Regions from separate parts of the Mus musculus genome. Here region 1 is linked to region 2. The links are chromatin loops, found by intact Hi-C in ENCODE. Cell type or tissue: heart. All regions are shown on one strand. Links, peaks and the distances in the headings refer to the core of each region. The heading gives the core; the rest is flanking DNA. Region 1 holds the start of Kmt2b (lysine (K)-specific methyltransferase 2B). Region 2 holds the start of Haus5 (HAUS augmin-like complex, subunit 5).

Region 1 (14,399 bases), core at 6,400-14,399, 79 kb after region 2:
CTCCAGAGTAAAACTGTCTTTTTTTTTTTTTTGGACCATTTATTTATTTTCAGATAAAAATTTATGGCACAAACTGGGCACATTCAGTAATATATCCTTTCCAAATGAGTGTGTGTAGCCTCTCTAATAAATTCCTTATACTTCTTTTGATGGAGAACATGAAAATAAAAATTTCTTGATTGTTTATGTCCGGCTTTATTTGGATTTTGCACTCACCAAGACACAAACTCCTTGCGTTAGGTTACGTCCTCTCAATAGATTGTTATTTTCCACATATTGTAGGGGGTTAAGAAGAAAGCTTGAATTTTCAGATTGGAGGTGCTCAAATAGCCGGGCATAAACAGGAAAGATGGTAGTTTCCTTAAGTTCGTGTTGAAGAAGTCTTCAAGGTCTTTAATGGTGACAGAAAGGTCAGAGTAGGCATAAAAGGGCAAAATCTGTAACTAATCAACACTGTTGGCTGGCTACGTGGCAACACCGCATCTCAGCTTCACGCCTTGCGGCTTACACACCTCCAGGCCAATCAGACTCAAGGCCCGAGTTCCACAGCCAATCAGCTGCAAGGAGAAGCCAGCTGCTTCCCTGGCTGGTCAGCACCCAACAGGCACCAATAAGAAAAGAGCAGAGCCAGAGCTGCAGCCAATCAGTGTCTGCATCAGGATCAAGCGCACTGAGGCTGTGCACGCGCTGGCCTCGAGCTCCTGGGCTTGCGTCGATCCCCATTTTGTAACGGCCACTCTGGCCTGAGCAGTCCTTAAAGTGGGTGAGGTTGATGTAGGAGGAGACCAAACTGGTGAGTGCTATGGCTTTTCTTCCTTTTCTTTGTTATTGCGCCTACCCTAGAGAATGCTAGGGCTGAGGTGGGGGTGTCCTCGAGGGACATTGTTGAGGATCAGAAGATAGAGTTAATGGCTTTAGGTTGTGTGGCTCTTGGTCATTTTTGGACCCAGGTTGGTCAGGAGAGGCAGCATGCCCTCCGACTTTTGTTATGGTCCCGGAGGCCAGCTTATGCTGAAGTGGGAAAAGCCACCAGCACTGCTGGGCTCTGGCAACTGAAGGGAGAGGCTTGTGGTTCCCTGGTGTGCACGTGGTGACGAGTTTTCTGGGGGTTTTAGACCCAGCTTGGGCTGAAGTGAATGTTCATGAGGTTGGAAGCTCACTGGGAAACTATCAATATCCGTTTTCCCAGGCCTCACAGATGGTTGTTTTCCCGACTTGAGGTTGAAGTGCCTCGGCATTGGATCCAGAGTGGACACTGTGATCAGGATGTTGGCCCAGTGGTTCTCTGGAGGTTCTGGAGTGAAAGCCTCTACATCCCAGCCAAACGTATTGCCCAATAGGAACGGATAACTTCCCCGATTGGATCTGTGGTTTTTCAAATTTCGGGGGTGCCCAAACCTTCCCATGCTCTTGACCTATAAAGTATAGAGCAGGCATACCAGTTGTGCTGGCCTGTGGAGAGAGTTGTGTGAGACCCTCTGTGCTTTAGGGAACCGTCTTCACTGTGATCTTTTACATTGCTAGTTTTGGTTGAGACAGGGGTTTGCTATGTACTTCTAGTCTGTCCCCAGTCCTGTGATCTTCCTGCCTCAGCTTCTGGTGATGGAATTAGAAGCCTGCATTCCATTCTTGGGTCACTGATCCTGTTGTTGTTGTTGTTGTTGTTGTTGTTGTTGTGGTAACTTGTGGGGCAGTGTGTTGATACCTAATTTCACTTGGCTGTTTTGTAGTATTAAGGTCTTTGGGGTACTTTGGGGATACATCCAAAATATAGATATGGAAGACAGAGCTATGATTGGGCTTCCACGGTCTGTTTGCTCATGAAAATCACCAGGAAATGTGTGCACATGTGTGTGTATATGTATTTAGTGGGACAAGGGCTACAGGGATTGCAAAGATGACAAGAATAGGCACGGGCTTCACAGCATCCTGCGGGATTCATTTTGTTACTTGTTCATATGTGAAATTGTATGCGTGTCTGAAATGATCAATGTAAAAAGAAGAGCTGCTCCTGTGTCTGGGTGGTGAGGTCCTGAGAGGTTAAGAACCACTGGAATAGAGCAGACTTTATTCCATACTGTGTACGGATTCTGAGTGAGACCACAAATTACCCATTTTCCCCCATGCTTGCTGTAGGTCTTATATACTAACCTGCACATCCATCCCAAGTCAATACAGGACCTCAAGTGTGTATATATGTTTATAGATAGTCCACTCTCATGGGTGCACAGTTGAGGCCCATCTGGACCTAGGGTGTGGGCTCAGCATCTTTTGGTCCAGTAAACTCTGGACTCTGGATTTCCAGAATATAGTCTAGGTGTGTGTATCTGTCTGTGTGTGAGAGTGTGTGTGTCTGTGTGTATGTGTGAGTATATGTGAAAGTTTATGTGTATGTATGTTTGTGTATGCACATGTGTAAATGAGTGTGTATATGTAGTTCAGTTCTCTCAGCACACAAGTGGGTTTACTTTCTTGATGCCCTGGGACTCTTCAGCCCACAGGGAGGAACATAGCCCAAGGAGTCCAGAGTGGGGCCCTCTGCTTGAGTTTAGGTAAATACTGATATTTAGCACTCATCTTGAAGCAGCCTTCACAAAGCGGCTGAGGATTTGGCGAGAGTTCAGCCCCATAATTAGACTGAGGACAGGATTGTGAAAATGAGTTGGTGCCTACGGTTTCTGACGGCTAAACTATCACAGGGTCTTTAGGATCCCATTCAGCCCCTTCAGGCATCGACTATACTTTGTTCTTGGGTTAAGCCAAGTGCCAGTATTTTTTTTTTTTCTTTTATTATTTATTCCTATGTGCTGGTTTAAGGGAAGAAAGGAATTCACCAGAGGTGTCTCTCTGCTCTGGTATGCGTGGGACATACTTGTCTCCAGTGAACAGCTCAAAAATTCCTCTCAGATTTGGATAATTGGATAATTTACACTTGTAAATACTGTGGGGAGTGTGTGGACCTTCATTTGGAGAAAATGTTTTGTTGGGAAGATTTTTATTTTAACAGTTTTTTTTTTTTCTAAGTTGAATTCTGTTCAGCTTGGCTTGGGAAATGGACTCAGTATTTAAAACCCCTGGGACAAAGGGATGTGTAGTGGTTCATACCTATAATCCAAGCTCTTGGGAGGCCGAGGTGGGAGAATTGACGAAGACCAGCCCGGGCAGTCTGGTAGACAGTGAGATTCTACCTCAAAACTGAAAAAAGTGAGGGAAAATGAAAGGAGAGCATTTTCATAAAGCAACCACCCCTGGCATGCTGTGAAAGGTCTGAGTTTAGCTGTAATATTTACATAGAATCAGTACTTGTTACCTTGTTACATTAAGCTGGGTTTTGCACTACAATCTAAGCTTTGTTTTTACACTCGGGCTGTGTGCTCTGAGTACCTCACACATGTTCCTTATAGTTTCATTGGTCAATCCTACTGGCAGGAAGAAAATGTCAGACCTCAAGTTTGACTCGGTAATACAGGTATTAAAGAGAACAGAAAAGCTGGGTATGTCGGCTCATTCCTAGAACCCCCAGCATTTGGAATGCTACTGCAGGAGGAGTTCCATGAGTTTGAGGTCAGCCTGGGTTATAGACCTTATCTCAAAGAACAAACTAACAACAAAATAGTACGGCGATCATCCCTCCTTTCCCCACATATTTCTCTTCCAATCATATGTCCAAATCTATGCACTTTAGCTTCTGCCTGGACACAGTGTGTCCTAATCTGTGAGCTCTAGACTCTACTACGCTAGGGAGATGATGCTCTCTGAATGATCCTGGGAAGCAGGAAATAGGGACAATTGTGTTTATTTCAGACAGGGCCTCAATATGTTGTTCAGGTTGACTTCAAACTCACAATCCTCCTGCCTTAGCCTCCTGAGTGCTATGATTGCCAGCAAGTGCCACTTTTCTCAGGGATGAGAGACATTACCAGAACAGTATGTCAGGTTCAGTATGTCAGAGGCCAGGTGCAGCAGGGTAATTAGTTTGGGAAAGGATTGAACTTGAAATTACCCTTCATAATAAGGAGCTTTATTAGGATGCTGAACTTGCTACGCTGGGGGTATGATTGGGTCTTGCAGTGGGAGAGCATTATGAGAGGTGTGGCATCACACTATGGGTAGAATGTAGAGGGTGTTGAAGGGAGAGTGTTCTTTCAAAATCCTAGAGAGGTACTTTCTTAGGAGAGATAGCCTCTATGTACCGCATAATGGGGATCCTGAAGAAAAGACATCTAATCTTAGAGGATCCGACTTGTCTAGGTTTTTTTCTAAGGAACCAGGAGGTTCCATTCCATGTGATTTAGTGTAGCATGGTCTACGTGACTCCTGGCATTACATGGAGCCAGATATTAGATGGAACCATGACCTTATCTTGCAGTTGCACTGGGGGAGGGTCTGCAAGGCCATAGCACAGCAGGGCTTCCGAACTCTGACCCAGAGAGCCATCGGGAGAGCAGCAGGGGGATGTGGCTAAATGTCTGAGGGATAAAGGCAACTACAGGGTCTGTGATCCTGGCTCTACTCTTGCAAGTCAAAGTGCACGCTGTTGGATCTGTTTCTCCTATCATTGCTTAATGCCAAGTGTCTGTGATTACTCTTCCATGGCTGTAGGAAGAGGCCAGGGAAGGGACCCCAGTGTCCCCAGCATAAGGGCTTAGGTGCAAAGGGCCCTGAAAATACCTCTACGGGCGCCCCCCCCCCCTCTCTCTGTAAGGGATAACCTTACTGTGGGAAGACACCAAGTGGGAAGTGGGAGGCAAAATGGGGTTTCCTATTCTTCAGGGCCTTTTGTTTACTCATTGGGGAACCCCCTGGCTCTTTCCTCAGTGCTCTGAAAGCCTACTGTCAGTCCTCACAGACTATCTTTGAGTGGTCCCTACTTTTTGGTCATCAGTGGGTGAAGCATACTAGTGGGGCAGCTGAGTCACTGGCAGAAGGGAGGGACTTCTTCCATTGGGTGATGCGGCTGCTGTCAGACCCCAGTGCCTTTCCCGCTACAACTTTGCCCCACTTCTTGTTTTTAGAGACTGTGTTTTTGTGTTGGAGGAAGGCTTGTATCTGTTTGTACATTTATCAGAAGGGCTGGCATTTAGTATGCCTTTTACATAGCAGTATCTAGTATGATCCCAAGTGCATGATGTTAGGAATTAGAAAGCTCAGAAGTGGAAAATATTTAACATTCAGAGGAGCAGATGAACACAGGGTTCCATTTGCATTTTCCCTTTCGCTCTGACTCATCTTCCCCTATCTCCACCCTACTAACCCTTCACCAGCCTCACCCACCGACACACCCTGTCTGATCTAGGAGGGTCGCCACCTGCCTGCACCCAAGCTAGAATCGGAGGGAAGGCATCCTAGGTCTGGAGGGATAGAGTAATAGAAGGCTGGACTGAACATCTTGGAGTCCTGGAGCCAAGGGGGAAAAACAGATCTGACTGTTCGTTATTGGCTCGAGGAGGGGCCAGAAGCTAGGGAGAAACCTCAGGGGACTCAGCTCATTCTGGCACCACAGCAGCCCAGCCAATGTCTGGCCTGTCTCTCCTCTCCGTATTTACTCCATATGTATGACAGATTAGACACCTGCCATGAATGAGAAGAGCAGCTTAGGATCAGATTGGTAGAATGGTAAAAAACAAAACATAAGTAAAATAAATTAAAAGGAAACAAACAAATTTGAGTTTCAAAGGCTTTTTATCCCTTCCTCAATTTAAAGAGTATCAAAACTGGGCGTGGTGGCACTGGCTGAGACAGGATGATAGAGATTTCAAGACCAGCCTGAGCTACACAGGAAGAAGACATATGGGGGGGGGGCGCTAAAGGTGTCAAAAGAGGTGGAAATCTCTAGGGACCTTGACCCCTTGAGCAGAAAATGAAAGAAACCCCTGGTTTTGATTTCAGAGAAATGTCATTTGTCATCAGCCCAAGAAAAGGAGATTTTTCTCTTCGAAGACCACCACAGGCTTCCTGGGGTTGCCCCCCTCAGAGTCTGCTGGGAGGATCTGAGTCACACACACCTAGTCTTTGCTGTGGTCCAGAGGACAAGGGTCAGTCTCATAGAGGAAGGGGGGCCTGATGAACTAAGCCAGGGAAAGGAGGAGCCTTGGCTTTTCCTCTGCCTGCTGCTTCCCATTCTGTGTTTCTATGCTTACACTTCTGAGGTATCACAAGTGCTTTTCCAGCTACTCCTTGCTATGGCCACCTCCAGGATGTAGAACTAATAGCAGCTGAATGCTGTGTTGTGCTCACAGACTGCTTCCTCATGCATGGCACTTCATTTTCACCCCCACCTCTGGACGAGACCATGACACTTGATGCATGAGGTGACTGAGGGAGGGATGACGTGCCCAAGGTGACTCAACTAGTAAATGGCAGAGATGAGGCTTCAACTCTTGACTATCCCAAAGTCCCTGTCACCACAGGTTCACATCTTTGACTCTACAGAACTCACAAGTGAATTAGACTGAGGAGGCAAGGCAGTCCGGGTTGTTAAAAGTAGATCTGTAGCCTCTCTTATAGGTCCTAAGCAGAGACAGTAAGCCACACCCCTCTAGGGGACTGTGGCAGACTAATACTTGGGATGACTGAGGACGGGGTGGAGCTAACTGGGGGTAGGTGGGCAGGAACCCCAGGAGCAGTAGTGAGCATGCGGTACTAGGAGGCAGCTACAGAGGTGAGTTACCATCCCTCTCCCCAGCTGTGCTTTTCCTCCATTCCAACCTTCTTTCTACTTCCTGCCACCCTGCATCCCTCACTCCAAGGTGTCTAAGTAGTTCCTCATTCCTCTCTCTGCCTCCCCCACCATGCTGCTTACTCATGGAGGGTCCACACCGAGCTAGGCCTGCAGGATGCTAAGACTCGCAGGCTATCTCTCTCTGTGTCATGATGGTTTTGATGTGTGATTAAAGTCTTGACTTGTTGAGCACTTTCTGAGTCTTAGTCTTTTGGCTTATGAAAAACAGAACTCAACCATTCTTTATCCTCCTTGTGAGAGGAAGTAGCTTCCCTTTCCCCAGTCTCTTTTTCCTTTCTTTCACTTCCTCAGGCATCAAAGCCTTCTCTAAAACTCTTGTGTGACTCCCTTAACCCACTGGATGGAGATCTCTGCTCTTTTCCAATCCCTTCTCAGAGGGTGTATTCTAGAAGCTTCAGTCTTGCAGAGACAATTGTGTGACGCCTTAAGAGTCTTTTGTCCTGCCATGTGAGCTGTCTTGATGCCTTCTCTGGCTTTCTGGGCTCATGTTGGGGGAGGACCCAAAAGCTGTCTGAGCTCTCTCATGAGGTCGCATCTTCCTCCATTCATAAATGCCAGGTTTGATGCAAAGTGTGGAAAAGGCCAGGCTGTTCAGAGGCTTTCCCTGCAAAAGAGCCTGGGGAAGCCAAACCTTCCTTAAGCTGGGTGTTTGCTAACTATACCAGCCCTAAACCCACTATCTGATACCTCTGCTAACTGCCTGGCTGTCGTTCTTCAGGCCCCAAACCTAACCTCTGGCCCAGTGTGCATTCTCCTAGTGTGGCATCCCCACAGCTGGCCTTTGGCTTAGTTTATTTGATTCATTCAGGACAGACAGCACCAATCTGAGCCCAGACACTCACTCTTTCTCCCTTCCCCTTCACAGGCCAGAGAGTATGCGGTTTCTCTCCCACTTCAATCATGGATCCCCCATTGTGGCTTTCCTCTCAGAGCCTGTGAAACTGGTAGATTAGCCAGGAACAATGCCCCAGACCCCCACAAGACTAATCAGCCCATATGGCTCTGATAGGTTGGTACAGTTAGCGGCTAGACTCCGGCCAGCACTGTGTGATACCCTGATCACAGTAGGGGGCCTGGAGTTCCCGGCTCACAGCCTAGTGCTGGCAGGTGCAAGCCCAAGGCTTGGCTGCAGGGGCCGGTGGGCTCTGGTTGAAGACATAAGCCCTTCCACCTTTGCTCAGATTCTGACCTTTGTCTATGGAGAGAGTATAGAGCTACAGCCTGGGGAGCTGGGGGACCTTGAAGAGGCAGCCAAAGCCTTGGGGGTACAGGCCTTGGAAGAGGCCTGTCAGAGAGCTCAAAAGGGCAAGGATGAAGATGAGCTGGATCCAGGACTGAAGAGGCACCAGCAATCAGAAGACTTCATGAGGGGCTCTGAGAGAGGACTTGGGAGTCCTGGAGAGAAACAGAAGCCAGAGAAGGATTTTAGAAGTAATGGGAGAGAACAGGAGATGTCACACAAGCATAAAGCACCCGGAGAGAGGCCTGAGATGGCAGGAGCAACTAGGATGATGAGCTCAGAGGAGGTCATGCGAGGTATCGAGAGCCACAAGGGCTCTGAGGAGAGTCTTCGTGGGTGCCCTGATCCCCTTTCCCCACCAGGTTCCCTCCTAACTAGCCTCATTCCCAGGCCCTGGTGGGCTGAAGTCCCTAGGTTGGGGGAGGGCCAGTCGGCCTTGTGGAGCATCTTGTTGTGGCCCTCCAGATACGGTGCTCCCTTCTCCCATAGTACCCCCATCACTGCGGCCTGGCAGGTCCGGCCTCAAGATCAGAGGTGAGTGAGAGGCTTAAAGGAGGACATCTAGGCAGGGAGGGAGTGGCTCCGGAGAGGCAGCAGTGATGGTTGGAAGGGTTCAGTGTACATTTCCTGAGTTAGAGACAACAAATATTGTCATCACAAGACAGGCCAGAGTCAGTTAGGTTCTCAGGCTTTGCCAAGACTGTAATTCTTCTCCACCCAGGATCCCACTGACCTTGAACCACTCCAAAGCTCTCTGGAGTCAGAATCAGCTGGCTTCCTCTAGCCCCACTCCAGGTAAGCCCCTCAGTATTCCACACAGGGCTTTTGCCCAGTGGCTGGGCTCCAGGAGTCCAGCCTTAGCAGGGCCCCTACTTCACTCTGTTTCCAGGATCTTTTCCCCAGGGCACTGAAACCCTCAGCCCTTGGCAGATAGAAACGTCTGGGCAAGGGTTCACAGGTAAGTAGGGTGAGAGCTGCCGCCTCCCCTCTCCTCACCAAATCGTTTAGACATTGTATTGATTCGGCCTCAGGGATTCTGTCTGGGTCACGCCATTTCTCTGTCCACACAGGCACACTGGCAACCTGTGTGAGTCAGGAGCGCACACTGAACTGCCCATCTCACCAACACCCTCCTTTACCCTCTCCTGCTCGCTCTCGGCCCTATTCTTGCTCTGTGTGTGGAAAGAGGTTTTCACTCAAGCATCAGATGGAGACACATTACCGAGTCCACACAGGTATGGGCATCCTGCCCAGTGTGAATTTATCTTTTTCGTTTCCATCGCCGGCCTGCCAGCTCCTCCCTTGCCCTATTGCTCGACGCACCCCTAGCTTGGAGAGCCTTCGCCCATTTCTTCCTTCTCTGGCTTTCTCCTCCACCTGTAGGAGAGAAGCCCTTCTCCTGTAGCCTCTGTCCTCAGCGCTCCCGGGATTTCTCTGCCATGACCAAGCACCTGAGGACACATGGGGCTGCTCCCTATCGATGCCCTCTGTGCAGGGCTGGCTGCCCTAGCCTGGCCTCCATGCAGGCGCACATGCGTGGCCACTCGCCCAGCCGGCTGCCGCCTGGATGGACCATACGCTCCACCTTCCTCTACTCTTCCTCGAGGCCGACCCGGGCCTCCAGCTCTCCCGGTAGTCCTACCTCCTCTGCTGCCACCTGACCGGGTGTTGGTAGCTTCTCTGGCTTGACAAAGAGTCCAAAGAATGAAAGGCAGAAGGGCTCAGCTAGGGCGGCCTGGCAAATTTAACCACAGAAGAACTGCGAGACAGGAGCTACGAACCCTTCCGGGACAAGCGAGTTGCAGAAGCCTCGGCCTGGCGAGCCCGAGTTAAAGGACAATTAACTCGGTGAAGATTAACTGGGGACTGTCAATTTCATCACTATAATAAAGTTTCCTGTGCTCCAGTCAGGACGAGTCCAGACTTTTCCTCTGTGCTAGGGGGTTTCCACCCTTGCCCTGTAGCGGCCCCTGCTGGCCATTCACCATTCAATAAACAGAGGGTCACACTTCTCCTTCCGGGGGGCTTCGTATAATTCCCGAGGGCAGCACGCGGCAAAGGCGCTCCAGACCCTGCGGGAGAGGAAAGGTGGCTTTGAGGCGCCCCAAGACTCTGGTTCCTCCCACAGCAATCTACCGCGCGCGTAGTCTAGGGCTGGAGAGGAGCGCAGACTGAGGTCCGGATTTCGACCACCGGTCTGCTCTCCTCCGAGTAAGGGACGGAAGACTAGCCTCTCCAGCATCTCCCCTCCGCGCCGGGCAATGCGGCTACCGGGTTGCGCCTGGAAGTGAGACTAATCCAGCGCCGCCGCCCTCCCCTCAGCCAACGCCTAGCGCAATAGCTAACTTCGTCTACTGTGTGTCCGTCGGGTTCCCAGGGTCCGAAGCCAACGGTACCCTGGGAAGGACCCTGGGAATGGTAGTCCATGCAGGTCGCTAGTTCCGACTAGAACAATGGGAGGAGTCTGAGCCGGGAACCACACCTCCTGGAGACCAGGAACTGGTTCTCCTGGTCTCTGTCGCCAACCCGGTATTCCCAGTTCTCGCGCCCCAGCTGTCGGCGGAAGGAGCAAGGCGACTGGACTACATTCCCCAGAAGACCTTGCGCCTCCCGCTCTCAGGCCGCGACGCGGGGTCCGCTCTTCAGGTGCGGCTGGAGGGTGACGGCCGACCGGCCCAGGACTCCTGCTCCCGTGGTGCCCCGCGCGTGGCCAGCCCAGCCCCCGGCTCCTGCCCGCCCCACAGCGGCGCTGGTTGTTGTCGTGAGCCGCAGCCGCCCCGCTTTGCCCCTCCTCCCCTCCTCTCCCCTCCCCCCCGGCCCTGCGCACGGGCTGCCCCTCCCCCCGCCTCCCCGGCCCCTCTCACGGTGCCAAGATGGCGGCGGCGGCGGGCGGCGGCAGTTGCCCCGGGCCTGGCTCCGCACGGGGCCGCTTCCCGGGCCGGCCGCGGGGTTCCGGCGGGGGCGGGGGCCGCGGCGGCCGAGGCAACGGAGCCGAAAGAGTGCGGGTAGCCCTGCGGCGCGGTGGCGGCGCGGCGGGGCCGGGAGGAGCCGAGCCCGGGGAGGACACGGCCCTGCTCCGTTTGCTGGGTCTTCGCCGGGGCCTGCGCCGGCTCCGCCGCCTGTGGGCTGGTGCGCGAGTTCAGCGAGGCCGAGGCCGCGGCCGGGGACGGGGCTGGGGCCCGAACCGAGGCTGCATGCCGGAGGAAGAGAGCAGTGACGGGGAATCCGAGGAGGAGGTGAGGCGGTCGGAGGTGTCTCTAGCGCCGGGTAGGGCGGAGGCCAGGGGCTTGCAGGGCTCCGGATAGCTCCGAAGGGTGTTGTGGACAAGTGGGATTCTCGGGGCTCCTGGAAAGAAGCACGAAGGAAGCAGGCTGCGTGGAGCGTTTGGGTAGCTAGGGCCTTTGAAAGTGATCAGAGAAACCCTGACTGCAGCTAGACGCCTGGAGCCCAATTGGTGTCCTGAGCTGATCTTTCGCGGTAGCAATGGCAGAGCAGGACAGGAGTGGGTGAAGAGGCCATAGGGATTGCATGCCGGACCAGCGGTGGTTGACAGCAGCAGCGTGGCCTTAATTGACCAAGGCTAGAGAGCCTCCTGGGCTCTTACTTGCAGGCTGCCTCCTTGGCCCTTAAAATCCGCGACATATCCCTGCCCTGGTTCCACCAGGGCCCCAGTTGCTCTCTGGTTCTAAGGTAGAGTGGTGGAGGCTTCTTAGGCGCGGGTTGAAGAGGGATAGAATGAATGCTGAGTCTTGAATCTGGAGTGAGTGCAGTCATGGTTTATCCCTCTCAGCCTTTTGGAGAAGGCAGGAGGGTGTGGATTCTATTGCTTAGGAGAGCTAGCTGTCCTCTGAGGGCTCAGAGTGGATTCTAATATGATAAACCATCTGCTCCACCTCTCATCTCCCCCAAACACTCCCCATTTTTAAGAATGCCCTGCAAGGGTGTAAATGGAGGACCTACTTTGTTTTAAGTTGGAATTAGCCCTCATTGTAATGCCTATTGCTTAACTCGAGGAGACCCTCTAGTGTTTTCTTCTGGGCTAGTGAATTACTGATGGCTGTGCTGGAATGGTCTGGTTCAAGAACGCCTTGTACCTTTATTCCTTCTGACCTTGCCTCAGTCTTTTAAGTTCTTTGGTAAATGAGGAGGAGTATGTTAAGGTGGACGATAACTATCATATCTGCAACACCTGAAGCCCAGATGGAACCAGGGCTTTGGTACTGACTGCTGTTTCTCCCCTTCACCCTTGGTCCCCTAAATCAGGAGTTTCAGGGTTTTCATTCAGATGAAGATGTGGCCCCCAGTTCCCTGCGCTCTGCGCTTCGGTCCCAGCGAGGTGAGTGATGGGGAAACTCTACCTCTCTAGTGTTGCGGGAAGGTTCTTGCCCTTTGTGTTCAGCTAGTCTCTACCAGTTACTGAGTGTCCTGTGTTCAGTCCAAGGTAGCCTGGGCTGTGGGGAAAAACAGACAAGTAAGACTTAGTATCCTGTCTTTCTGGGGTGCTTTTCTTAAGACTGAAGGGCCAGTTTGACCCATCTCCCCACAACTGTTCTCCTTTTAGGTCGAGCCCCTCGGGGTCGGGGCCGCAAGCATAAGACGACCCCCCTTCCTCCTCGCCTAGCAGATGTGACTCCTGTCCCCCCAAAGGCCCCTACTCGGAAACGGGGTGAGGAGGGCACAGAACGGATGGTGCAGGCACTGACTGAACTTCTCCGGCGGTCCCAAGCACCCCAACCCCCCCGGAGCCGGGCACGGGCACGTGAACCCTCTACTCCCCGACGGTCTCGGGGAAGGCCCCCAGGACGGCCAGCCGGTCCCTGCCGGAAAAAGCAGCAAGCAGTAGTGTTAGCAGAAGCGGCTGTGACAATCCCTAAACCCGAGCCTCCGCCCCCTGTGGTTCCAGTAAAGAACAAAGCTGGCAGTTGGAAATGCAAGGAGGGACCTGGTCCAGGACCTGGAACCCCCAAACGTGGAGGACAGCCTGGGAGAGGAGGCCGTGGAGGCAGGGGCAGAGGCCGAGGCGGACTTCCCCTTATGATCAAGTTTGTTTCCAAGGCCAAGAAAGTGAAGATGGGACAATTGTCCCAGGAACTAGAATCAGGTCAGGGTCATGGTCAACGTGGGGAAAGCTGGCAGGATGCCCCCCAAAGAAAAGATGGAGATGAACCAGAAAGGGGCTCGTGTAGAAAGAAACAGGAGCAGAAACTGGAGGAGGAGGAGGAGGAGGAGGAGAAGGAGGGAGAAGAGAAGGAAGAAAAAGATGACAATGAGGATAACAACAAGCAAGAGGAAGAGGAGGAGACTGAGAGAGCTGTGGCTGAGGAAGAAGCGATGCTAGCCAAGGAGAAGGAAGAGGCAAAGCTTCCGTCACCACCCTTGACTCCTCCAGTCCCTTCACCACCTCCTCCTCTACCACCCCCTTCAACATCTCCTCCACCTCCAGCATCCCCTCTACCACCCCCAGTTTCTCCTCCTCCCCCACTTTCCCCTCCCCCATATCCAGCCCCAGAGAAGCAGGAAGAGTCTCCTCCTCTTGTCCCAGCTACATGCTCTAGGAAGAGGGGCAGGCCTCCCCTGACTCCTAGCCAGCGGGCAGAGAGGGAAGCTGCTCGGTCAGGACCAGAGGGCACCCTTTCTCCCACTCCAAACCCTAGCACCACCACAGGAAGCCCTTTGGAAGACAGTCCTACTGTGGTCCCCAAAAGTACCACCTTTTTAAAGAATATACGGCAGTTTATTATGCCTGTAGTGAGTGCTCGCTCCTCCCGTGTTATCAAGACACCCCGGCGATTTATGGATGAAGATCCTCCCAAACCTCCAAAGGTGGAGGCTTCTATTGTTCGACCTCCTGTTGCAACCTCCCCACCTGCTCCCCAGGAACCAGTACCAGTCTCCTCTCCACCTCGTGTCCCAACTCCCCCATCTACCCCAGTCCCACTCCCTGAGAAGAGGCGGTCTATCCTAAGGGAACCCACATTTCGCTGGACCTCACTAACCCGGGAGCTGCCGCCACCTCCACCTGCTCCTCCACCAGCCCCATCTCCACCACCTGCCCCTGCCACTCCCTCCCGGAGGCCCTTGCTCCTTCGGGCCCCTCAGTTTACCCCAAGTGAAGCCCACCTGAAGATCTATGAATCGGTGCTTACCCCTCCTCCTCTTGGGGCTCTTGAAACCCCTGAGCCAGAGCTGCCTCCTGCTGATGACTCTCCAGCAGAGCCTGAGCCTAGGGCAGTGGGGCGGACCAATCACCTCAGCTTGCCTCGCTTTGTCCCTGTGGTCACCAGTCCTGTTAAGGTTGAGGTGCCCCCCCATGGAGCTCCAGCTCTGAGTGAAGGCCAGCAGCTTCAGCTCCAGCAGCCCCCGCAGGCCTTGCAGACCCAGCTCCTACCCCAGGCACTACCACCACAGCAACCACAA
Region 2 (15,255 bases), core at 2,952-10,951:
ATCTCTCACAAGAACCCAGAGATTGCCAGTTTGGCTTATCTGGCTAGCTAGCTTGCTCTGGAGAACACCTATCTCTACCAGCTATGTACTGGGAGCAAAAACAGGCCACTACCCCAGTCAGTGTTTACTTGGGTGCTTGGGACCTGAACTCAGGTCTTCATGTTTGTGGAGCAAAGTCATTATTACCTGAGCCACCTCCACAGCCCCTTGACTGAAGTTGGAATCACCTAGGGAATACAGTTCTTGAAGGCGATTCCATGGAGTAGAGACGAGCCACTCTAAATATGGGGGACACCAGCCCTTGGCTGAGGTCTTGGGCCGATAAAAAGAGAAGAGGAGAAAGTGAGCTGAGCACCAGCGGTCATCTCCTCTGCTTCCCACTTTGAACCAAATCATTCCATGAAGAATTTGCTGACTTCAGAACTGTGGCTCGCTGCTGTTATTATTAAAGGGTTTTAAAGGTGCTTGTCTGTAATGCAATACAGTTATAGCTGGGCCTGATGTGTAGGCAGGCCTGTACTCCCAGATATTTGGGAGGCTGAGGCAGGAGAATTGAAAGTTCAAGGCATGCCTAGGCAACTTATGGAGACCATGCCTCAGATTTTAAGGGGGCTGCAGAGATAGCCCAGCAGTCAGGAACATTTGTTACTCTTGCAAAGGACTCAAGTTCAATTCCCCAGCACCTATATACCAAGTGACTCACAACTGTCTGTAACTCCAGATCTAGGGAATCCAATGCCCCCTTCTGGCTTTTGTGGACACCTTCACAAACACACACACACACACACACACACACACACACAGACAGACACACACACTAAATCTTTTAAGCGATCCATGATGGCCCAAATCTTTAATCCCAACACTCAAGAGATAGAGGCAGGCCAGCTGGGTCTACATAGCAAGTTTCAGGCCACCCAGGGCTACATAGTGAGAACCCATCTCAAAAATTAAAAATGCTTGTTTAAAGGACTACAGATGGAAGTGGGTGGGTTGGAGAGCAGGGGGAAGGGGATAGGGGATTTTTAGAGGGGGAACTAGGAAAGGGGATAACATTTGAAATGTAAAGAAAGAAAATATCTAATAAAAAAAGAAAAAATAAAGGGCTACAGATATAGCTCAGTGCTAGAGTGCTTGCCTGAAAAAGATGAGCCTCTGCATGCATGTGTGTACATGTGTGTACACGTGTGCCCTACTCAGCTGAACCCCAGTGGTATTATATGAGTGTCCACTGATGGTTATCACATGAATCGCTAATTACCACGTTGCTTGAAAAATATGATTCATTTTCCACCAGAGCACAACAATCTCCATAAGCTTACTTACCGACTTGCAGGTCTATGTGCCAGCTTTCCGGTCAGGATCTCCTATGGTTAAAATAAGGTGTTCCCTCTGCTAAATTCTCATTCAACATTCAGGCCGTCTTCCAAATGAATATGGTCATGGCTGATTTCAGAAGCCTGCTGTTCCTGATGGCTAGCTAAAGGTTTGTATCCCTTACTATGTAACTCCTTATAGCTTCAAGTCCTAAACAAGCAGCTTTCTTTTGCATCCAGTCCACAAGTCTCTTTGGTCAATAAGACCAAGGTCCTTTAAGAACTCACTTTATTATTTTAGCCTCACAACCATATTCTTTCCAACACAAGGTCAACTAACTGGTGATCCCCCCCCCCCCCAAAGACAGGGTTTCTCTATGTAGCCCTGGCTGTCCTGGAACTCACTCTGTAGACCAGACTGGCCTGGAACTCAGAAATCTGCCTGCCTCTGCCTCCCAAGTGCTGGGATTAAAGGTGTGCACCACCACCACCACCCGGCTCTGACTGGCAATCTCAATGGCATCTGCAGAGTTCCTTCATAGTTTCAGTAACTGACTGAATAACTAGCAAGAAGTATATTCGTGAGGTGCCGCAGACCCTCTTGGGCCCCTTGTCTGCGTTGAACGGGTCTCTGGGTGCAGATGGGCAAGGAGTCGGCGAATGACAGACAGATGCACACAGGAGATTGTGTAGAATCTGAATGTATTGTCACAAAGTGAGTACCAGTCTTATATAATACAGAAAATAAAGGGGGTAGAAAGTCACAGCAGGCAAAGTACATTGAAGTTGCCTGACACAAAACAAAGGAATGACTTCAAAAGGACTTACAGGAACCAGGTAAATGTTCACAGTAAAGATAAAGCAGTCCTGCCTAGGGTCAGCTTAGTGACAGGTAAAGATTTCACACCCTAGTCACAATTATTGCTACCTCTTTGAGCCTTGTGAAAGCTAGCACCAGGGGGTTCTGCTCTAGCAGACCTTCTCATGAACAATGCAATACCACAACCCCCCCCCCCCATTTCCTAGGCCCTGATAAATTCCTGTATGAGTGTAACTTTTAAGTATCTGTGGAGAATCTCCATTTGTCAGAAGAATTCACCAACTTACTTCTAATATGCATTGTAGCCTGCTATACCTGGCTGTAGTGAAGATCCCTGTCTCAGTGGGATTCCCTAACTTTTACATGGTAAACCCACGGATTAGCTAGGCCATTGTGTTTGGGTGAGACTGGCTACTGCCTCAAGTAAACACTCTGCAGACCAGCCCTGAGCTATTATGGCTAGGTTCTTTGTAATGCCTAATTAGTTTCACTGTCTCTACTAGAAGTAAATCTGAATGTTACTGAATAGGTAACCTCACTGGATTCCTACTGAATTCCCAGTTTGTCGGCTTTAAGGTCTTTCTGGGACATTGGAACACTGGCGAAGGCTTAGCTATGTCAGAATTCAATCTTTAAAGGCACTTATAATAAGACAATAGTAAAAGAGAGCACGTGGATCCATACACCACACTAACGCGGGGATAGGGTATGAATATACGGATTATGAGAACGCCAAAGTTCCAGGAGGTGAGTTTCCTTGAAACTCTTTGCCTCATGAGTGCTCCCAGGCTTCTCGGCCTGCCAAGCAAACTTCACTGGAGTGTGCGTAGCAGTGAGGCAGCAGGAACCTGGGGCAATCTGAAGAGTACACCCTGATGACTTCCTATGCCATTTGTATTTTTATAAACAGTTCTGGGGGACTAAAACCATTGAGCTATATCTACATTTAAGTGGCATTCCACTTTAAGGCAGTTCTTACATACATACATACATATATACATACATACATACATACAATTTTTCTTCCAGATATATAGGGAGTATGTCTGCAATCCTTATACTTCAGAAGGCAGAAAAGAGAGGGTCAAGAGATCAAACTCATTCTTGGCTGTCAAGTGAATTCCAGGCCAGCCTGGGCTATATGAAATCCTTTCTCAAATGCTGGGATTATAAGTGGCCACAGCTCACTCGGTTCTATCTATCTATCAATCTATCTATCTGTCTATCTATCTATCTATCTATCTATCTATCTATCTATCTATCTATCTATCTATCTACCACTTATCTTTCTTTCTACAGGTAAGATTTTGCTATTGAGACCTGGCAGGCATTATTTTGAGACAGGGCATCACTATGTAGTCCCAGAACTGGCTGTGTAGACCAAGTTGGCACTGCATTTACAGAGATTGGGAGATCTGCCTCAGTCTCTCAAGTGCTGTGATTAAAGATGGTCGCCACAATGCCTGGCTAAATCTAGCTTTCTCACAGGTTTATCTACCTACTCTTCTGAGGCCTTCCTTCTCCTATCCCTTGGTACTCGGCAGAAGAAAGAGGCAAGAGGCAGACTTTCCCACAATCAATCCCTGTGAGGGTACAAGAACAAAGTTGTCACAGCACCACACTTCCTTGGCACCAACTGTCTAAAAACAGCGCGACCACGCCCACCTCTTGAGAGTAGCCAATCAGGACTGGAGATGTCCTTACAGCCATTGTGAAGAATGTCCTTTGACTGCGCAGCTCTTAGGATTCTGGGTAGGGCCCGGGGAAGTTCGGTGGATCTGGGTCTCTATTTTCAAGACACCAGGATCTGTCATTGAGTGAAAAGATCATGGATACAGACGAACAAGGAGCCCCAGGTAGGAAGCCACTAGACCGTCCACAGACTCCAGATGAACTGAAATTTTACGCTCGGAATTATGTCATGCTGGCTCTCTTGGCGATGATTCTTTTCCTACCCTTTGGGATATTAGCCATATACTTCAGCATCCAGGTAAAAGTATCCCCGCCCCACCCCCCGCCCGCCTCCACTGCTCATCCTATCCTCTGCTTGCCACCTGCAACTGTTTGTGTCCTAGGTCTTGGGTCGGGCTCTTCCCACAGTGGCTATAGGGCTCCAACCCTCCTTCCAAGAGCTTCTTGTCTCAGAAACCCATACTCATGCTCCTACCCTTACAGACCAACGAAGCCAATAAATGCAGCAACTGGGAAGACGCCTACCGGAACTCATCTCGAACTATGTGGTTTAATATGTTGGCCATAGTAGCCTTTGTAGGCATCATTTATATACTTGTCCTAGTCCTATGAAAGCTACACATCAGCATCTACGGGCTCCTCCCCCAACAGACATGCTCACTTAGACTTTGACCAGCCATCAAGAAGAAACTCAGAGCTTCAGAAATGCCCTTGCCAAGAAACCCACCAACCAAAAAACTCAACATCCAAAAAACGGCCCCAGGCAGGCCACCTGACTACACTCCACCAGTTCATTCTCATTTGTCTTCCACGGCTGTCTAAAAGCATCTTGGAAGTCCACATCTCAAGTTCTAAATCTGCATAAGCCACTGAGCTGCTCTTTCATGAAAAAAAAAAAAATCACATTTCTGAGCCCAATAAAATTGAAGGGAATATCCCGGCTTTGCCTGTGTCTGGGTGTAGATGTTTCTCTGGATCAATAATAGTTTCACTGGAGCTATGTTGGCTTAGACCCTGTGAAAGTCAGACTGCAATAATGGTGCCAGGCTCTGTGGCACACATTTATAATCCCAGAATTTGGGAAGCAGAGACACTTACAAACACACACACATATTTTTTAAAATTGCACGTCTTTGATTTCCTGAACCTGTTTTTGTTGTAAAGTATACATAATAATTCATAATAAGATGGGAGTGTGTTTAGGAATCTGAATGTGTGTTTACTCTACATGACTTCCCTCTCAAGCTGAGGTGCTGGGCTTTTGGTGTCTCAGAGCAGGAAAAAAACAAAAAGCAAAAAACCAGAAACCTTGGCCACGTGTGCTGTCACATGACTTTAATCTCAGCACTCAGGAGGCAGAGGCAGGATGGATTTATGAGTTTTAGACCAGCCAGAGATAGTGAGTTTCAGGACTGCCAGGGCTGTGTAATAGAAAAACCCTATCTTGGGCTAGCAAGATGGCTCAGCGGTTAAGAGCACTGACTGCTCTTCTGAAGGTCCTGAGTTCAAATCCCAGCAACCACATGGTGGCTCACAACCACCCATAATGAGATCTGACGCCCTCTTGTGGTGCATCTGAAATCAACTGCAGTGTACTTAAGTATAATAAAGAAATCTTTGGGCCGGAGCAAGCATGGACTGAGAGAGCGGGGTTGACCAGAGTGAGCAGAGGTCCTAAAAATTCAATTCCCTTCAACATGAAGGCTCGCAACCATCTGTACAGCAATAGTGTACTCACATACATGAAATAAATAAATCTTAAAAAAAAAAAAAAAAGGTTCTTTGGAGCAACTCCCTTCTGTGTTTGGCAGTTCAGTTCACAGGTCGGCAGCAGCAGCTCCATCCACTTGCAAACACTTCACAGATACACTAGCAGTCCAGTTCAGTAGAGTCTGGATAGCAAACGAGAATCAGTAGAGGTGGCACTACCTAGCAGAGACAGCCAGGCCTTGAACCCTCTGGCTGCACAAGTATAAGTTTGGATCAGCAAACCCATGTAAAAGCCAGGGATTGTGGCCTGTCTGTATCCCAGGAGGAAGGCACAGATCCTGGGAACTCACTGGGCTAGTTTAGTTGGCAAGCTCCGGGTTCTGTGAGCTTTGTCTAAAAAAAAAAAAAAAAAAACCTAAGTTGGCCGACAGTAGAGGCAAATACCTACTGATGACCTCTTACCTCCAAACACTCACAGGCTAGCACAGGCACACACCCACTAACACAGATGAAGTTGCTGTTAACTACCAAAAGGTGGCAGTGTTGCTCACCTACTTGTCAAATCACAGCTGTCTTGTTTTCTTGTCCAGGGTTCCATAGCTGACTCAAGTTTCCCTCTTTTGCTTCATTCTTCATAGTACCACAATTGGTTTCTCTGAGTAGCCCTGTCTGTTCTGGAATTTGCTCTGTAGACCAGGCTGGCCTCGAACTCAGAGACCTACCTGCCTCTTCTCCCTTCCCAGTAGTGGGTTAAAAGCACTCCCTACCATGCCTGGCCCAAGATCTCTCTCTCTCTCTCTCTCTCTCTCTCTCTCGCTCTCGCTCTCGCTCTCGCTCTCACACACACACACAACACACACACATTTATCTAGATGATATAAATATATAGATGATATATAGATATAAAATTTATGTGTATGAATGTATGTCTGTGTATGTGGTGTCTGCTGGGGCCAGAAGAGGCCATTGGATCCCCTGTAATTGGAATTATAGGATGTTATGAGCCACCTGACATGGGTTCTGGGAACTAAACTCTGGTCTTTTGCAAAAGCAGTTTATCAATCAGTCTAGCTAGCTAGCTAGCTATCAATCTATTAATCAATCACTATTAATCATCTATAATTACCTATTATTTATCACCTATCTATCATGTGTATTTGTGTGTGTGCTTTGAGACAGTCTCAGACCTACATAGCCCAGGCTAGCCTCCAACTTGATTTGTAGTTAGGAATGACCTTGAGTTGATCTTCCTTACTCCACTTGCTGAGTGAAGGATTACAGTAAGCACAACCACAGCCAGTTTATGCAGTGCTCGGGACCGAACTCCAAACTTCATGCATAGTACACCAGCTACACTCCCTGACTCCTTAGCCCTGTGAAATCCATCCTTATTCTTGGAACATCCCCCTTCTTCTCTTACAAGTTTGAGTTGTCAACTCAAACTATGGGAGAGGTTCCTTGGTTTTGTTGATGGGTTTTGTATCTTCTGTCTGAGACCAGTTGATATTAGGATGTTCTCAGGGCCAAGGAAGGCTGAAATGAATGGGGTATTTATTAAAAGCTGAAAGACAGAAAGCAGTCCCATCGCCTGGACTGGTTTATATCAGCTACAGCAAGTCAAAGCTCAGTAGCCTGCAATCTACAGGTGATCCCTGGATGTCAGCCAAGTGAAAATCTGCTGTGACTAGAAACAGAAGTTAAAAATTTCTGGTAACTGGGGAAGGAAAGAAGTTCCACGACCAAGGAAAAGTTCCATTTTCAGGAACAGGCAGGTGTGCTTATGTGGATTCAAGTCTTGGGACTTCTTTGATTCCCTGAAGATTACGTGAATTTTTCAGTTCATAAAAGGAGGTATATTAGCACTACCATTGTATTAAAATAACAGTGTAGAAGAAGCAGTCAACAAGTATCTGCAAGACAGCAGAAATAGACACATGTCTTCAAGTCTTAGCAAAAGTATAAAACATGTTTCTTTAGTGAAAAGTTACATCTACAATCTGTTTATCTTTTAACACGAGGTCTGTGAGCAAGGCAAACCCATTTGTCCTCTGTTAATAAGAGACCTAGTAGCTTTAACTAGTTAATGAACTGACTGACGAACTGACACAGTGGGTGATTACCTGGATCAGGAGCTAGTTGCCTGTTGTTCCCTAGCTGACAAGCTACAGTTAGCCTAGCTGTCAATGTGATCAGAGAACTGAGAAGGATAAATTATAGTCTATATAACCTATGTATCCATTAAAAAGACAGAGACTAGTCCATAGTCCATTCCCTAGCCAGTCGTCTCAGACTGTCTGCATGGCTCTGGGAACAGAGGCAGTCATTGGACATTAGGCCCAAAGATGAGAGGCTTCTCTGAGGAGGAGAACATGGGAGAGACTGACCTCACCTTATCTAGGCAAAGTAGGATAATCAATTCTTCCATGTCTTGCTTGTCCAAAAGGGCTGAGCCCTAGCAGTGGGGCAGTCTTGCCCAGTGGTTAGCATTACCACAACCCAGATGGAGTCCTTTATACACCAAACCCCTGTGCCCATTATCTTCTTGGAAACCTTGGCAGGGGGTGTCACTGCTAGGATCTGGGAGTCTCTGTCAGTCATAATAAGTTTAAACATCTTAAATGACATATTCAAAAGATCTCTAACAGATTATAGCTGGTACCTACCAAACATACCTGAGTTAAACCATCCTTCTCTGCTTTTAGTGTTTATCATGACTATAAATATACTTCTGAAGATATTGAAGAATTTGATTATATTAACTTGCATTTTTTAATTATCCTCAATAGTTTACAGTAATTTAGTAAGCTTCATAAGATTAGAACTTCACATATTATAGCTGTTATGTTTAGATTTTTTTCTTTTACGTTTAGATTTAAAATAAGGATTTTAAACTGGACTTCTCTTAGTGTCAAAACAAAGCTTTTTAATCCATAAAGAGACTGGGAACGTTTCTGACCTATATATGGTGTGTCATTGTAGAACATAACAGTTTCCCATATGACTCAGTTTATTAAAAAACTAGTTTCATAATGCTAGCAAAAGCAAAGATAGACATATATTCTTAAATCATCTGTCAGCCTAAATAGACCTTAGGCAAGGAGAGACATCTCTAAGCCAGTAATGTTTAACCTTTTTTAATGTTGTAAGCCTCTAAAACTTTTTAAAGGAAGTTTGAAATCTCTCAATTGTGTCTTTGCAATATCAAAATTAAGTATTTTTTAAAGAGCAAAGACATAGAGCATAATCATAATTTTCAGAAGGCAAAATCAAGTTCTAATAGTGTAAACCATTTAATCTTTCTAAAATTAATTGCAAGTGGGTTTTTATGTTACGAGTGTGGCTGTCTGAAAGGTACATTGCTGTACATACGTGCATGGAGGTGCAGTTTTTATCTTAGTAAAATTCTATAAACCTGGATTTTTAAGATAAGACGGGGGCTAGAGAGATGGCTCAGTGGTTAAGAGCACTGACTGCTCTTCTGAAAGGTCCTGACTTCAATTCCCAGCAACCACATGGTGGCTCACAACCATCTGTAATTGGATCCGATGCCCTCTTCTGGTGTGTCTGAAGACAGCTACAGTGTACTTACATATAATAATAAATAAATCTTTTTTAAAAATTAAATTCCTGCATTCCAGGAAGTTATCTGGTTCCTGAGCAGGTGGAGCTTGCAGATTAATTTGGGGAATTACCGTACTGCATGCAGGCAAAAAAACATATACTCACAAAATAAGATCTAACATATCTTAAAATATATAGAAAAGTTAGCTAAATTAAAAATTAATAAAATGAGCATTAAGTCCATTGTCTCTCATTTGTTTCTCATTGAATGAAAATCAGGACAATGTTGCGGTAATTTCTCACCCCAATAAGCCCGTATAAAAAACACACAACTCAGTTATAGTTATAAGCTATATGCCTAGATTGGGCAGATCTATCACTGTACTAATCTAGTTGCCAACTATGAGACTTCTTGCTACTTGCGGCTTCTCCAGGCCATGTCTCTCTCCTCCCTCTCTGAGACTGGGAAGAAGGCCCAGTGAGATCACCTGAGTATGCGCTCTGCTCATTGTAGAGGACAGCTCCTCTTGATGAAGCAGAATAAACATCAAAATACAAATGGCGCCAGGGCAACCCACAACAGGACAAGAATGCTCCTAAGTATGGGTGAGAAGGATTTTACTGTAGACATGAAGAAGAGTACAGCCAGAGGCATCTGGAAGAGTTCAGACTGAATATAACCAGCAAAATAGATGGGGCCACGAGAGGAGAGGTGGGGAGTGGGGCGGGGGCGAGCTAAGAAGAGAAGACTTGGAGAGAGGGTTCCAAGAGGACCCCGAGGGTGCTTGGGAATAAAGAGGGGAGTGGCCAAAATGGCTGAGTTATGAGAATCTGAAGTGGGCAAAGCTCGGGGGCTAGAGAGATTCGGTGTAGGGGCGGGGTATGCCAGGCAGGCAGGATGACTCTGTAAGAGGTTGTTGTGAGAAGGGCCTGAAGGAACCTAGAAGCTAGCATAGACCTCGATATGCCAATAGACGCCACCAAAGGCATAGATTAATGGAAGAGTTCTATGTCCCTTCTGCCAAAGACGAGGAGAATGACCACTTTTAGCAAGTAAAAACGATTTTCTTAAGTCCCTGAGAGAATGATGGGTTTTGTCTAAAAGCCCGAGTTTGGGAAAAGGAAATTTCTTGCACGTTCCCACCCGCCGCCCCCTTTTTTTCCCCAGGTAGAGTGAAGCTTTTAGAACCTTCTGCCTCTTACAGTGAGTGAAAGAACAAAGGTGGATAAGCGGGTGTCTGAATTTCACCCCATCCTTTTCATTTTCATTTACTAACCTACATACACTAGAGCGCCAAGAGCCGCTACGGGTAGCGGCCCGGTACAGAGAGACCCGTCAGCCGGGACCTGCTGTCTGCTTGGCAACCGGTGACATCTCAGCGTCGCGCTCCTGACGTCATAGATGGGCGCCATACTTAAAGAGAGTGCGGGAAGCTGCGACTGCAGCTGAGCTCTGTGACAGCCATGGAACTAACGCAGAAAGAGCGGGAACTGAGTCGCTGGGCTGCTGAAGAGATGGAGGTGCCCCTAGCAGCTCGCCCCCGGGAGTCGACGCTGCGTAGGTGAGGCTGCTTCTGGAGTAAGGTCTCCCCATCCTGGAATTAGCCTCGAGGAGTAAGATCACCGCCCTGTTAGACCCCCGGGGCCCAGGTGTAGAGAACGCGACCCCCAGAAACACAGCTTGATCATAGACGCTGTAATAACAAGAGGTTTTTAATCCGACGCACATGAGGTTGCTCAGCCTCGCAGGGAGAGTCAACCCCGATTGTCTAAATACAGCTAATTTATACTTTTTGTGAAAGGGCTCACACAGCTATTTTATTATTGGCTAATAAAGCAACAGTATAATTTTAATTTGGCAGAAAACTTTGTCAGCAATCAGCAAGGTCAAAGCAGCTTGTAGTTTTCCTCAGAATTCAGGCTGAGGAGGGCTAGGGAGGTTTTCTCAAGGATGGTCATTTCTGGCAGCTGTGGTCTTTATGACCACTAGTCTGTCCCTGCAGATAGGGAAGGGGCCGGGTGGTCTTGAATTTGTTTACACTGGCAGGGAAAGAGAAGAATCTTTCTTTCTTTCTTTTTTTTTTTTTTTTTTTTTTTTTTTTTTGAGTTTCTCAAGACAGGGTTTCTCTGTGTATCCCTGGCTGTCCTGGAACTCACTCTGTAGATCAGGCTGGCCTAGAACTCAGAAATCCACCTGCTTCTGCCTCCCAAGTGCTGGGATTAAAGACATGCGCCACCACTGCCTGGAGAAAGGGAAGATTCTTTAAGCAGCAGGAGACAGCTGAAGATAGAGAGTGGCTGCTGCAGACAGCTTGCAGCAGGAGACAGAGATAGGGGAAGCAAGCTCTGCAAATAACTTTGGTATACATTAATTAAGCTAAAAACTAAGCCGGGCGTGGTGACGCACCCCTTTAATCCTAGCACTTGATAGGCAGAGGCAGGTGAATTTCTGAGTTCGGCTACACAGAGAAACCCTGTCTTGAAAAGACAAAAACAAAACAAAACAAAATATTAAGCTAAAAACTATATTTCTTCCCAGCACTCGGGAGGCAGAGGCAGGCGGATTTCTGAGTTCGAGGCCAGCCTGGTCTACAAAGTGAGTTCCAGGACAGCCAGGGCTATACAGAGAAACCCTGTCTCAAAAAACCAAAAAAACAAAACAAAACTATTATTTCTTTATCCCTCATCGAGAATGAGACAGATCTGCAGAATAAGGGGGTTCCTACAGCACCTCACCTACCCACTCTTACCCTAATCAAAGGTGACACTAGGCAGTTGGCAGTGGCTGTTCTATTGGGGATCAAATCTGCAGAAACCAGTAGCATATGACCCTGTTATGAAAGACCATTTCCTGGGGTGGAAACCTCTTACACCCACCTCTGAAAGTGACTACAACTAAACCTCTCCTAGAAGAAATAGAACCTGTCATGGAATAAGAATACCCTCAGACTTAGGGAGAAGGCCACCCTCTCAGTGACAACCCCCAGGCCCACCCACCGAAGTGAGAAATCTTGGAACTTTCCACCACCATAACTGTGGAGACAGTGGAGGGTCCTCCTCTCCTCCTGGGCAATGCTCCAGTCATACTCTATGCTGTATCCCTTCAGGCTGTGTCTGAGTCAGGGCGCTGACATCTGGGCCTACATTGTGCAGCATGTGCGTAGTCAGAGGTAAGCCAAACCTAGTGCAGGGGAGGGGGTCAGAGAGTGGGAAAGGCACAGGGAAGGCCCACAGCAACTCCTCTCCCTTCATCTCTCCAATGCAGGAATATCAAGAAGATCCAGGGAAACCTCCTCTGGTAACTGCTTCTTAAATTCATTGATTCCTATCTTCACCAGTTTTGTCTAGCCTTGTCCATAACCAAGGCCTCTACTTCCTGCCTTCTCCCCTGGAAGCCCCAGCCATCTCCTAACTCTATTCTCTTTTCTCTAGGCATGCCTATCAGGACAATCCAAAGGTAAGAAGCCTGTGTGGTTAATATTCTCCCTCAACCAATAGTCAGCTTGCAAATATTCTGCTCTAGGCCCTGGAGGTGATGGGTCTGTCAGGAACACCATGTTACAAAACAACCCAGATCTTTGCGCTCCCAGGGATTGCGATCCAGGGTGAGCCAGGCACGAGATGGGGAGCAGTGGTGTATGGACATGGGGCATTGGTGTTGGAGAGAGGAAGGTCTTGAGTCCTATAGTCTCAGCACTCAGGATGAAGCAGAAGGGTCAACATGAGTGTAAGGCCAGCCTGGGCTACATAGTGAGACATGGTCAAAAGTAGACACAGTAAACAAAACTGCTAAAAGGAGAAGGATGAGTTTGTCAGAGCTGCTAAGGAATTCAAGGAAGAGGTCAAGACTAGGAGGGGGACCTACAATTAAGAGCATTCGCTGCTCTTGAAGAGGACTTATCCCAGCATCCAGAGCAGATGTCTAACAGCAGACTGTGATTTCAGTTCTAGGAGATCTAACACCTTCTGGCCTCCACTGGTACCTGTATGCATGTGGTACACCGACATACATTTTTTAAAAAAATGGAGGCTGAGTATGTTGGTACTTGCCTGTTATCCCAGCACGTGGATGCTGAAGAAGACTGTGAATTTAAAGGCAGTCTGAGCTAGTTTACACACCAAAACCCTATCTCAATAAAAATAAAAAATAATTTTAAAAAAGCATCTGACAGAGATGTAGGAGTCACCCCACAGACAGAAACCAAGAAGATAGAGAGGCAATTCCAGGAGGGAGAGAACCAAGTAGATTCTTAGTGCTTCTATGTCAGACCTGAGCCACTTAAACAAAGAAAAATCTGTCAACCATCTCCCAGGAGATGAGGAGAGAAGCCGAATGCCACCCAGAAGGTAGTACAGCCAGGCTAAACTCCAAGGAGTCCAAGCATCTGACCTTCTGACCCTCTACCTGATCCTATCAGATCCATCGGAAGTTGGAGCTGGAAGCCACTGTGGCCCGCCTTCGGGCAGAGAACCAAGAGCTAGACCAGAGCCTGGAGCTGATGGATCAAGAGTCTGAAGCTCAGGGTGACTCATGGGGCCAGCCGGATGGGCAGTGAAACCCTGGGTGACAAAAGTGTTGACAGCCATCCCTGTTCCTCCCACAGATGTAGCTATGACACAGACACTGCAGAGCCTGAAAGACACCCAGCATCGAGCTCTTCTCCTCCAGGCCCAAGCTGGGGCTGTACGAAGACAGCAACGTGGGTTGCAAGACCCCATGCAGCGGCTGCAGAATCAGCTCAAACATCTGCAGGACATGCAAAGGTGGGGTTCAGCCTCCCCAAGGAGGTTAGACATTCTCCTCAGAAATCCCTGTGTTCTGCCTGATCCCTTCCTTTCAGAATCATGAGCTTCCAGCCATAGCATAAGGGCTGTCAGGATGGGCAGTTTTATTATCTTGAGCGCCTGGATTTATGGTGCCAACTGGATGTCTACAACACTGGCTTTGGAGAAACAAGTGAATATACAAAATAAGGCCCACCTTGCTGGAGCTGATGTTCTCCTGCATAGAAGGCAGATAGGAACCTAGGAACTACCTCATAGCTTCAGGTAGATGGAAATCCTGGAAGGGTCATAGGAGTTTATGTGCATGCATGCAGGTGTCCATTGGAGGCCAGAGGGCATCAGAGTCTCTGAAGCCAAAGTATAGGCAGTTGTGAGCTAGGTCCTTGTGAGAGCAAGAAGGCAAGAAGTGTTCTTAACCACTGAGCCACCTCTCCATCTCTCCAGCCCTGACTTGCTTTTAAAATTTATGTTCTATGAAATGTGAGTCAGAGTCTGACTAAGTTACCTAAACTGGCCTTTTTTTTTTTTCTTTTTTAGATTTATTTATTATGTACAGTGTTCTGCCTGCACGACAGAAGAGGGTGCCAAGATCCCATTACAGATGGTTGTGAGCCACCATGTGGGTGCTGGGAATTGAACTCAGGACCTCTGGAAGCGCAGTCAGTCCATTCAACCTCTGAGCCATCTCTCCAGCCCGAGATTGGCCTTAAATGTGTTTTGTAACCACAGCAGCTGTGCCAGCTTCCCACAGTACTGGGACCACAAGCCTGTGCCAGGGCTGCAGACACTCACTGTGTAGCCCATGTTGACTTCAGACTTTTAGTCATCTTCCTATCTCAACCTCCTGAGAGCTAGGATCAGCAGTTCTCAACCCATGGGCTGCGTCCCCTTTGGGGCTGAAAGACTCATTCACAGGGCATTACCTAAGATCATCAGAAAATACAGATATTTACATTGATTCACAACAGCAGCACTATTACAGTGATGAAGTAGCAGTGAATAATTTTATGGTTGGGGGTCACTACAACATGAGGGACTGTATTAAAGGGTCACAGTGTTAGGAGGGTTGAGAGCCACTAGCTAGAATCTCAGGCATCAGCCACAATGCCTGACTGAAAACCCAGGTTTTAATAGGGTTGCTGACCTATAATAGGTCCAACTGGAGGGGACAGGAATAGGGAGACCAATGATGAGGCCTTGAGAGCATGGCAGTATGAGGTGGAGGGCACAGACATCTGCTCTCCCTAGGGCCCCATCCCAATTACACTCATCTTTCCAGGAAAGCCAAAGTGGATGTGACCTTTGGACCTGTGGTGTCAGCAGCCCCAGCCCTAGAGCCTGAGGTGTTGGTAAGAATCCTAGGCTATGTGG

What was found. Peaks named below come from ENCODE experiments on the same cell type or tissue, not always from the same donor. Only the 100,000 strongest peaks of a DNase experiment are listed, where the experiment ranks them.
Region 1: it touches region 2 in a loop (2.6-fold over the local background); 3 of 42 quality-filtered maps call a loop at or near these places.

Annotation. Positions count from the first base shown.
Region 1 is chr7:30,585,174-30,599,572 of GRCm38, reverse strand. Kmt2b (lysine (K)-specific methyltransferase 2B) reads left to right here and starts at 10,847. Exons shown (of 37, transcript NM_029274.2): 1 at 10,847-11,218; 2 at 12,246-12,318; 3 at 12,544-14,399. The coding sequence starts at 10,856. It overlaps Zbtb32 (zinc finger and BTB domain containing 32), which reads left to right and starts at 6,631. Exons shown (of 6, transcript NM_021397.2): 1 at 6,631-6,661; 2 at 7,608-8,516; 3 at 8,704-8,777; 4 at 8,872-8,940; 5 at 9,053-9,217; 6 at 9,366-9,892. The coding sequence starts at 7,705. The coding sequence ends at 9,643. It overlaps Gm32082 (a long non-coding RNA gene), which reads right to left and starts at 10,794. Exons shown (of 3, transcript XR_003946734.1): 1 at 10,254-10,794; 2 at 9,968-10,054; 3 at 9,214-9,359. Mir3569 (microRNA 3569) reads right to left here and starts at 10,193; the gene lies at 10,136-10,193. In heart, for the core only: a CTCF peak has its summit at 9,963 (motif pointing left); DNase peaks (open chromatin) are centred at 9,532, 9,962, 10,562, 14,212 and 1 weaker place; H3K4me3 peaks cover 3,301 bases; H3K27ac peaks cover 2,897 bases; H3K27me3 peaks cover 355 bases.
Region 2 is chr7:30,660,237-30,675,491 of GRCm38, reverse strand. Haus5 (HAUS augmin-like complex, subunit 5) reads left to right here and starts at 10,498. Exons shown (of 19, transcript NM_027999.1): 1 at 10,498-10,661; 2 at 12,207-12,269; 3 at 12,365-12,397; 4 at 12,532-12,556; 5 at 13,518-13,623; 6 at 13,704-13,863; 7 at 15,164-15,233. The coding sequence starts at 10,564. It overlaps Pmis2 (PMIS2 transmembrane protein), which reads left to right and starts at 3,887. Exons shown (of 2, transcript NR_027849.1): 1 at 3,887-3,992; 2 at 4,312-4,770. In heart, for the core only: CTCF peaks have their summits at 5,406 (motif pointing left) and 6,067 (motif pointing right); a DNase peak (open chromatin) is centred at 10,481; H3K4me3 peaks cover 1,500 bases; H3K27ac peaks cover 1,245 bases.